2 separate regions of the Homo sapiens genome follow, and region 1 is linked to region 2. Evidence: chromatin loops called from intact Hi-C (ENCODE). Cell type or tissue: IMR-90. All regions are shown on one strand. Links, peaks and the distances in the headings refer to the core of each region. The heading gives the core; the rest is flanking DNA. Region 1 overlaps DEK (DEK proto-oncogene). Region 2 holds the start of LOC105374953 (a long non-coding RNA gene).

Evidence for each region. A loop is a pair of places that touch in the nucleus more often than their neighbours do. Peaks named below come from ENCODE experiments on the same cell type or tissue, not always from the same donor. Only the 100,000 strongest peaks of a DNase experiment are listed, where the experiment ranks them.
Region 1: a loop joins it to region 2, with 2.0 times the contacts of the local background. A loop is called at or near these places in 2 of 110 quality-filtered maps.

What each region holds. Positions count from the first base shown.
Region 1 is chr6:18,240,467-18,244,870 of GRCh38, reverse strand. The region is part of intron 7 of DEK (DEK proto-oncogene); the gene reads left to right. Among named protein-coding and RNA genes, the nearest start is that of DEK, 22 kb to the left of the region's middle. RefSeq lists an enhancer at 2,139-2,433. In IMR-90, for the core only: no CTCF peak of the experiment used is centred there; a DNase peak (open chromatin) is centred at 2,270; H3K27ac peaks cover 399 bases.
Region 2 is chr6:17,850,244-17,854,647 of GRCh38, reverse strand. It overlaps KIF13A (kinesin family member 13A), which reads left to right. Exons shown (of 39, transcript NM_022113.6): 7 at 2,606-2,693; 8 at 4,191-4,325. LOC105374953 (a long non-coding RNA gene) reads right to left here and starts at 4,214. Exons shown (of 3, transcript XR_001744007.2): 1 at 4,127-4,214; 2 at 3,584-3,673; 3 at 1,109-1,617. In IMR-90, for the core only: no CTCF peak of the experiment used is centred there; a DNase peak (open chromatin) is centred at 2,537; H3K27ac peaks cover 389 bases.

The DNA of each region.
Region 1 (4,404 bases), core at 303-4,302, 390 kb before region 2:
TGTTTTAGAAAACTAAACTATCTCTTCCTCTCACACGTTGATCAGAGGAATTGCAAAATCTGTATAAACCATTTAAACCTTTCGTTGGAAGGCAGAATTGAATAATCACCATACTAAAACCCATTTAAACTTGCTTTCATAATCTTCTGTGAAATATAACTAGACTTGCACATTCTTTCCTCTTGGCATTCTGAGTTTTCTCAGCCAAATTGTTGAAAGAATAGTGTATTTTAAGCTAATTTTTATTTTGTTCATCTGTTCACCCAGTACAACCTTTCTGCTGTGAGGACAGAATTCTGGCTCTGTGACAGGCGTCTTTTTTGGAGACCCTCCTTCAAGAGCCCTGCTGCCTATAAATCATAGGTAAGCCTTGCTTTCCCAAGATTTTTTTTGCCTTCCTTCAAAAAGTGCTTATGTCATTCCTCTGATTCTGTACCTTCATGGTTATCAGAGACAGGGAGAATCCCCTTCACGTTTTTGAAACTTCTGTATTACTGATCCTTTAAAAATTTAGGTTATAGTACATTGTACTATCTGACATTAATGGCAGCTGTTCATTTTTATTTGTTCCCCTTTAGAACATCTGAAATAGTTGATGGTCCTGATTGAACCACTCAGCATATAGAGAAGTAGCAAACTCGAATCTTTAAATCTCATGACAATTTGGAAATCAGCTTTTTCTTTATTCTTTTTTTAAAAAAACTTAACCTAATTTTCCCCCCATTTTGTTAAAAGACTCAGTCTTGTCTCCACTTAGGTTAAATAACAAGATGTTAACCATTGTGAGTATTTTCAACATTATTTCCTCAATGCCATATAATTTTTATTATAATCACTAAAGTTTTCAAGATATTTTGAAAGAGACTTAAAATGGGGGTCAGTACTTCACTTATTTTTGAGACAGAGTCGTACGTCTTACTCTGTTGCCCAGGCTGGAGTACAGTGGTGAGATCATGGCTCACTGCAGCCTTGAACTCCAGGGTTCAAGTGATCCTGCCACCAAGTGGCTAGCAATTTTTAAATTTTTTGTAGAGAGAGGTTCTTGCTCTGTTGCCCACTGGCTTTTGATTTCTGAGGTAACCACTTTTTGATTGCTCAAGTCAGTGAATTGGGAGTATGCTAAATGCTGTTAGGGTTACAGAAGATATTTTCCAAGCAAATGCCATTTGATACTTAGCATTATAGGATTTCTAAAGAAGGAAAATCTTCATGCCTCTTGAGGAAAGGCTTTGGGTAGAAGTGGAAGTACTACCAATTCAAGTTGACCTTGGGAATGGAGAGGAAAGTTGTACGTGTGAACAAAGATAAGGAACAGGGAAGGCAGGGTGCCTTTGACTAACTCGTGGTTAGAGTTGTGTGCCCAGAAGTAGAGCAATGAGAGATGAAACTAAGGTAATGTAGGTTGAACCCATGCTATAGAGAACCCATGAAGCTGGGCATTGTTGTGTGACTAATATGTTTGGTGGTAGGTTCATTATTCTCACTCATTCAAAATGATTATCTTATTCTATACCTGAGCATTTTACTAAGTGGGAGAAAAAAAAAATGAGACACGTCCTCTGGTCTTCCAGGAAGTACCACTCAGTAAGCATTTATTAGCAACTGCAAGGAAGAAACTATTCAAAGTGTATATACCATGTGCTTTCACATCTTGCATCTCATTTAGTCTTGACTCCATGAGAGGTGAGGTATGTCTCCTCATTTTTGTATTTGAGGTTATAATAAATATATAAGAAACCTTTTTTAGTGCTTTCTCTTCACAGTAGTCACCTCTTACCTGAACGGAGTACATTTCAAGACCCCCAGTGTATGCCTGAAACTGCAGATCATGCCAAGCCCGATTGCTGTCATTTGGGACATGTTTCTGTTCACGTTTCCCACCCTCAAATTATGCCTTTTTCATCATAACTAAGCACTTATCCTGCACTGTGGCCATAACTTTCGCAGTTTGAGGTTTGACAGCAGAGCCAGCACAAAGTTCTTTTCCCTTCACAATTTCACATATAGAAGATTTGTTCTTACTATAGATCTTAGAAACCTCAACATATGATTTTTTTCTTTCCTTGAGTAAAGAGCTTTCACTTAAAAGAACCCACTTTATGGCTTCTCTTTGGCATGTTTGAATTGCCAACATTACTACTTCTGGGCTTTGGGGCCATTATTAAGTCACATAAGGGTACTTGGGCACAAGCACAATGATACTGCAACAGTTGATAGGATAACCAAGATGGCTGCTAGTGACTAATGGGCCAAGGTTCTGGGAGCATCTACAGTGTGGATATGCTGGACAAAGGGATGATTCACATCCCGGGCAGGAGTGAGCAGGATGACATGAGATTTCATCACACTACTCAGAACAGCATGCAATTTTAAATTTATGAGTTGTTTACTTCTGGAATTTTCCATTTAATATTTTCAGACTATGGTTGACAACAGGTAGTTGAAACCACATGCAGAAAGAGAAACCATAGATAAAGGGAGACTGCCGTATTATTCTTTCTTCTTTTTTGAGACAGAGTCTTGCTTTGTTGCCCAGGCTGGGGTACAGTGGCACGATCGATACTCACTGCCACCTCCACCTCCCAGGTTCAGCAATTCTCGTGGCACAGCCACCCTAGTAGCTGGGTCCACAGGTGCATGCCACCACGCCTGACTAATTTTTTGTAGAGACGGGGTTTCACGATGTTGCCAGGCTGGTCTCGAACTCCTGGCCTCCCAAAGTGCTGGGATTACGGGGTTGAGCCACCGTGCATGGCTTCCTATTCTTTCTAAAGCTTCTTGTTTATGTACTTCTATCTTCAGAGTTCTCTCTAGAATTCCTGATTTAGATCAAAATTTGATTTTAAGCAATAGCTTTAAGAAAGTTAATGAGTATAAATCCACTTGTGCTTATCAGAACTTAAAACTAAAAGCTATTAAAAACTTGATAATTGGAGGAATTGTCCTGTTGATTGCTTTGTCTGGTTCCTGCCTTTACTGTATATAGCTCCAATAATTCAAAATCTAGGAATCAGCAGGCAGTGTAGCCTGTATGCCAAGTCCAGCCTACAGCCTGTTTTTATACAGCCCTCAAGCTCAGAATGGTTTTTCCATTTTTAAATGATTGTTTAAAAAAATGAATATGCAACAAAGATTATATGTAGCCGGGAAAGCTGAAAATATTTACTATCTGGCACTTCAAAGAAAAGTCTTGGTGACAAATCTAGTCCATAAATGTGCTTTTCATTTTATGTGGTATAGCTAGATGAGTCACCTCTGGAGCTTCAAAAACATATACAGGTGCTCAGGAATCAGGATGTTTGGCTGTAACACCCTTGTTCTTACAGCTTCACAATACCTTCCATAAAGTAGGGATAATGAATTGCAGGCCAAGTACTTTGAGAGTATGGATTAATCAAATTGATGGTATTGTGAAAGATTTAGAGGAGGTAATTGTTAAGCTAGGTTTAGAATCATGAGTGGGGTTTTCCTAAGTACAGGGGAGGAATGAAAGTAATGAAGATTTGAAAGTTCATGTAAAATTAAAGGGGACATTGTTTAACTTGCCTTGTCAGCTCTCCCTGTGTTTTTTTCTGTTACCTCCAAATTCTGGTTACCCATATTTACCTTGACAGACAAAAATTGTCCATTGTGTCCTAATACCAAGGTATGTCCTTTGAGATGCCCCCATTTTCCAGAGACCTATTCCTCCTATACCTAATAACCTTCAGGGCAGCCGAAGTGATGAAAACCTGCAGGACTAAAGCACAAGATACAAATTCATTAGTAGTTTTACTGTTCAGCTTTCATGATTTCTTAACTCAGCATTAATCTAAAAAAGAGACTTTACCAAATTCCTACCTTAACTTTGTCACAGAAGAATTTACAGCTGGTTGCTAAAGATAAATGAAATTCTGTATAAATGACATGACGTATTACTATAGATGTTTGCGGGCCATGTCGTATCTACTATAATGTAGTGAAGTAAGTGCGATATATCATGGCTAGTTAATACAGTTGTTATTGAGTTTGTCTCACTGTGTTTATAATTTCCAGTCTGTGTATCTGCCCTGCTTTTAAAAAAAAGAAAATTAGTTTTTTAGAGATAGGGTCTTCTGATTTTGCCCAGGCTGGTCTTGAACCTCTGGCCTCAAGTGATCCTCCCATCTCAGCCTCCTAAAGTGTTGGGATTACAGGATTGAGCCACTGCACCCTGCTTTTTGAAAACACTTAGAAAGTTTAAGTTATTGGAGGAAATTATATTTGCATAATCAAAGAATTTCTCATTCTGCAAAAGGAAGCACTCAGTAATAATAGTTAATATTTAGTGTTTACTATTTGCCAGGTACTACCAAAAATACTTTTCATCTGTTAATGTATCTACTCCCCATAAAACCATAGGAACTATTGTTTCTTTTGTTTTGT
Region 2 (4,404 bases), core at 129-4,128:
GGAGGCAGAGGTTGCAGTGAGTTGAGATCACGCCACTGCACTCCAGCCTGGGGAACAGAGGGAGACTCCAGCTCAAAAAAAAAAAAAAAAAAAAAAAAAAATTATACTGATTTAAAACTAGTATCTATTTATGGAAAATTTGAAAAATAGGTAAGGTGTAAGAAGAAATAAAAATGACCTATAATCTCACCATTCAAAAATAATCACTAAGGCCAGGTGTAGTGGCTCATGCCTGTAATTCCAACATTTTGGGAGGCCAAGGTGGGTGGATCACTTGAGGTCAGGAGTTCGAGACCAGCCTGGTCAACATGGTGAAACACCGTCTCTACTAAAATAGAAAAATTAGCTGGGCGTGGTGCTGGGCACCTGTAATCCCAGCTACTCAGGTGGCTGAGGCAGGAGAATTGCTTGAACCCAGGAGACAGAGGTTGCAGTGAGCCAAGATCATGCCACCACATTCCAGCCTGGGCAGTAGAGTGAGACTGCATCTCAATAATAATAACCACTGTTACACTTTGGTGCATTTTGACCAAAATTATGAGTGACAAGGAAGTGACCCAATCAAAGAAAATGTTTATATTTACTCTTAAGAAGCTGTTAACTATTTAATGCATACAAAATAACATTTATAACACCTGTAAGGCATAAAGAGTAATAAAAACAACTGCCTACCTACATTGGCTTAATAAATGGAACATGACTTAGTCAAAAGTACTCTAGCTAAAATTAAATAAATAAATAAATAAATAAATGGAACATGACCAATAATTGTGAAGCTCACTATACGTTCCCCTTGGATCCATTTTCTACCCCTCCCCAAGGTAACTACTATTGTGAATTTTGTGTTTAGCATTCTCTTCCTCTTCTTTAGCATTTACAAATAATTTTGCATAATTTTTAACTTTGTATGACATCATAATATATGTGTTCTTTGGTGATTTGTTCCCCCCACCGTGATTCATTTATTCTTATATATGAAGTGCTAATACATTTTTACTGTTGTCTTAGCATTTCATTGCATGGTTACATCAATAATTCATCACTTTCTCTGTCTTTTGTGTGGTTCCTGCTTTTATCAATAGAGTGCTGCTCTGAAAGCATTGTTATACAGGTTTCCTGCTGTATAGGTAGGTGCAGGAGTTTCTAGGTAACACATCTAGGGGTGGAATTGTAAGTCACAAAATACTGAATCTCCAATTTTATTTAATTGCGCAAACTGTTATCCAAAGTGGTTGTACCAATTTCCACCCCCACCAGCAGTGTACAAGAATTTCAGATACTGGACACCATCACAGGCACTTGGTATAATGCTAGGTTTGCTTTTTCTTGCTGCTGAATAGCATTATAGAATCTCTGGCAAGCAGAGTAAGCTGTGTACTGGATCGTGTGCATCTAAGTAGCTCACTGTCACATTGAATTCTTCGTCTTTAAAATAAAGGTGGTAAAGCCTACTTTGTAGGGATGTTATGAAATGAAACGGCATAACTGAAAAGTGCTTCAGGGAACAATGCCAGGACTTTGGGATGCATTCAGTGATGCTTCTTAGCTCCTTTTTCCCATATATTGGTGATGCTAAGCAATGACTCTTAATTTGAAAGATGATTAATATGTGATGCCCTGAAAAAGATGGTGTGCACAATATGGTCAGTATATACATAGCTTTGCTTTTAATCTCCATTGTCTTTTGATAAACTGTTGAAATGGGTTCCAAACCAGGTTTATCATTTAAAAATTCAAAAGAGCTTTAAAATTTTCATTAGCAGAACCAATTCTAAATATAGTACAAACGTCAGTAATTATAAACAAACTCTGTACTATAATCTCACTTTCTGTATAAAATAGTGTAAGCATAGAAGTAGCATAAACCAATGCAGACTTGAAGTAGAGTTTAAATGTTTTAATACTGTCTACTAGTAATTCAAAAATTTTGACTGGGCGGTGGTGGCTCACATCTGCAATCCCAGCATTTTGGGAGGCTGAGGCTGGAGGATTGCTTGAGCCTAGAAATTCAGGACCAGCTTGGGCAGAATAGTGAAGCCACATCTCTACAAAAAATATAAAAACTAGCCAGGCATAGTGGCATGGGCCTGTAGTCCCAGCTGCGTGGGTGACTGAGGTAGGAGAATCACCTGGGCGGGAGGTTGAGGCTATAGTAAGCCGGGGTCATGCTACTGCACTCTAGCCTGGGCGACAGAGTGAGACCCTGTCTCAAAAAATAAATACCATTTTAAGACATTATCTGCTGAGAATATGCTTATTTATGAAATAGCCGAAAGGTTGATTTGATCTGGCATGTTTTTTGGTTCCCTTTTTCCCCCAATCCTCCCCAAAGTATAACTGACAGCCTAACCCAGGAAGGTTTGTGACTAGAGATAGAATGTTTAAAATAGTAACATACTTTAAATAGAAATCAGAGCATAAAACACATTTCTCATGTTAAACATTGTTTTGCTAATCCAAATAAAGTAGCTTTTAGATTTGTTGGGGGGAGGAGTCATTTAAAAATTCTTTTGAAATTGTTATCTTAGTTACTGTGTACTTAAAGAGAAAGAAAAGCTTCCAGCTTTGGTGTGATTCATTTATTCCTTTTTCCTCCCTCCCGCAGGAGTAGACAGTCTCTTAAAGTTCGAGAACATAAAGTTTTGGGACCATATGTAGATGGTTTATCTCAACTAGCTGTCACTAGTTTTGAGGTAAGTCATTTTTTTTAAAATGTGATTAAAAGCTGACTATAAATCAAAGTATGTAAGTGATACTGAGTATATTTTATGTGGATGCTTTATAGCAGAATGATACTACTCAGGGCCTCAGAAACCCAGTATCAGCACACCGCAAACAGAGAGGAAAAGGGCTTTTAATCACACTCTTCAAGCTGCTTTGTTGTGAAGGTTTTACAGTATGGCCGGGAGGCCCAGTGTTTTCAGGTTGCTGCATATTTTCACTAATACTACTCTGTTAAAACTGTTCTCCCAATGATGCCAGTGACATCCTTCTAGACATGTGGTATTCTAAACAGTATTTGGCAGTTAGTACAGCCCTTTCTTTTTGGCAGGGTCTCCTGCCTTGGTTTCTGTCACTTCTGGCTCTCCTGTTTTTCTGAATCACTCCTCTTGCCATTGACCGGCCTGTTTTACTTTATTTACTCTTTGACTTATATGCCTTGTTAAGATCTGACTCAAGATTCTGCTTCTATTTCTATAGTGATTGCTTTGGAAATCTCATAACACAAACTGCTATCTCTGTTGCTAAAGGATGTGAATGAATGAGTGAATGCACAGAGAAACAAGCAAATCCCTGCACTTACTTTGTGCTGTTTGTGGGATGTGGCTGGCCCATTATCACCCCAGACTTAGTATGGCTAAAACTAATCTGTGCAGTGATTCTCTCCAGCCATTTAAATCAAGGTATATATAGAATTGCTCTAATCGGAAATAGAGCACAGTGATCATTTTAAAAAGGTTTCGATTCTGAAATGAATGGATACTTTTTTGGTCTAAAGGTGCTAACTCAGCTCCTTCACTGAGGTCCCTGGTTCTTAGCTCAGTGTGGTTGAGGTAAGTGTTGATGTTATCCTGTCACTTACTAGTAGGAGCCAGGGTGCTCTATTTGCATCCCAGCTCTACCTCTTACTGGATTTGGGGAAAGTTGCTTGACCTCCACGAACTTCAGCATCCTTGTATGTAAAAGCAAGAAAATAAAGTTCATTTAGCAAATATTTCATAAGATCCCATAGGCTCTAGGCATTCTAGGAGCAAGTGTACAAAGTGGAATAAGGAAAAAACCCTGCCATCAGGGAGCCACAGTATTGGAGGAGGGAGGCAGACAGGCAGGCATCAGCGGGTTGGTAAGCACAGGAGAGTAAGAGTTAAATCAAGTCACTGCTATTATTGATTATCGGAGTGCTCAATAAATATTAGCTATCCCAGGAACCCAAAAAGGAGAAAATAGGGACTCAACTGAGAAAGAAGACAATTGGGAAATGGAAAGAATTAGGGAAACATTTCATACATTACAAAGTCTTGAGTGAGGTGGAAGCTCAAACCATGCTCAATGGAGGAGCGGCAGGGAGGTTTCTATGGAAGGGTGGTGACAAAGGCATCAGAGGAATCATAATTAATACATATACCTGGTGTGCAGGACTACATTCTTGTGTTTTTGCTTATGGTCTTTTCCTTATGCTTTGCCCCTAGGATATTGAGTCATTGATGTCTGAGGGAAATAAGTCTCGAACGGTAGCTGCTACCAACATGAACGAAGAAAGCAGCCGCTCCCATGCTGTGTTCAACATCATAATCACACAGACACTTTATGACCTGCAGTCTGGGGTAAGGGATTAGGCAGAACCTTTTTGGAGTGGGGGTGGAAGAACTGAAAGTGTCCATATAGGTAAAGTCTTTCATGGTT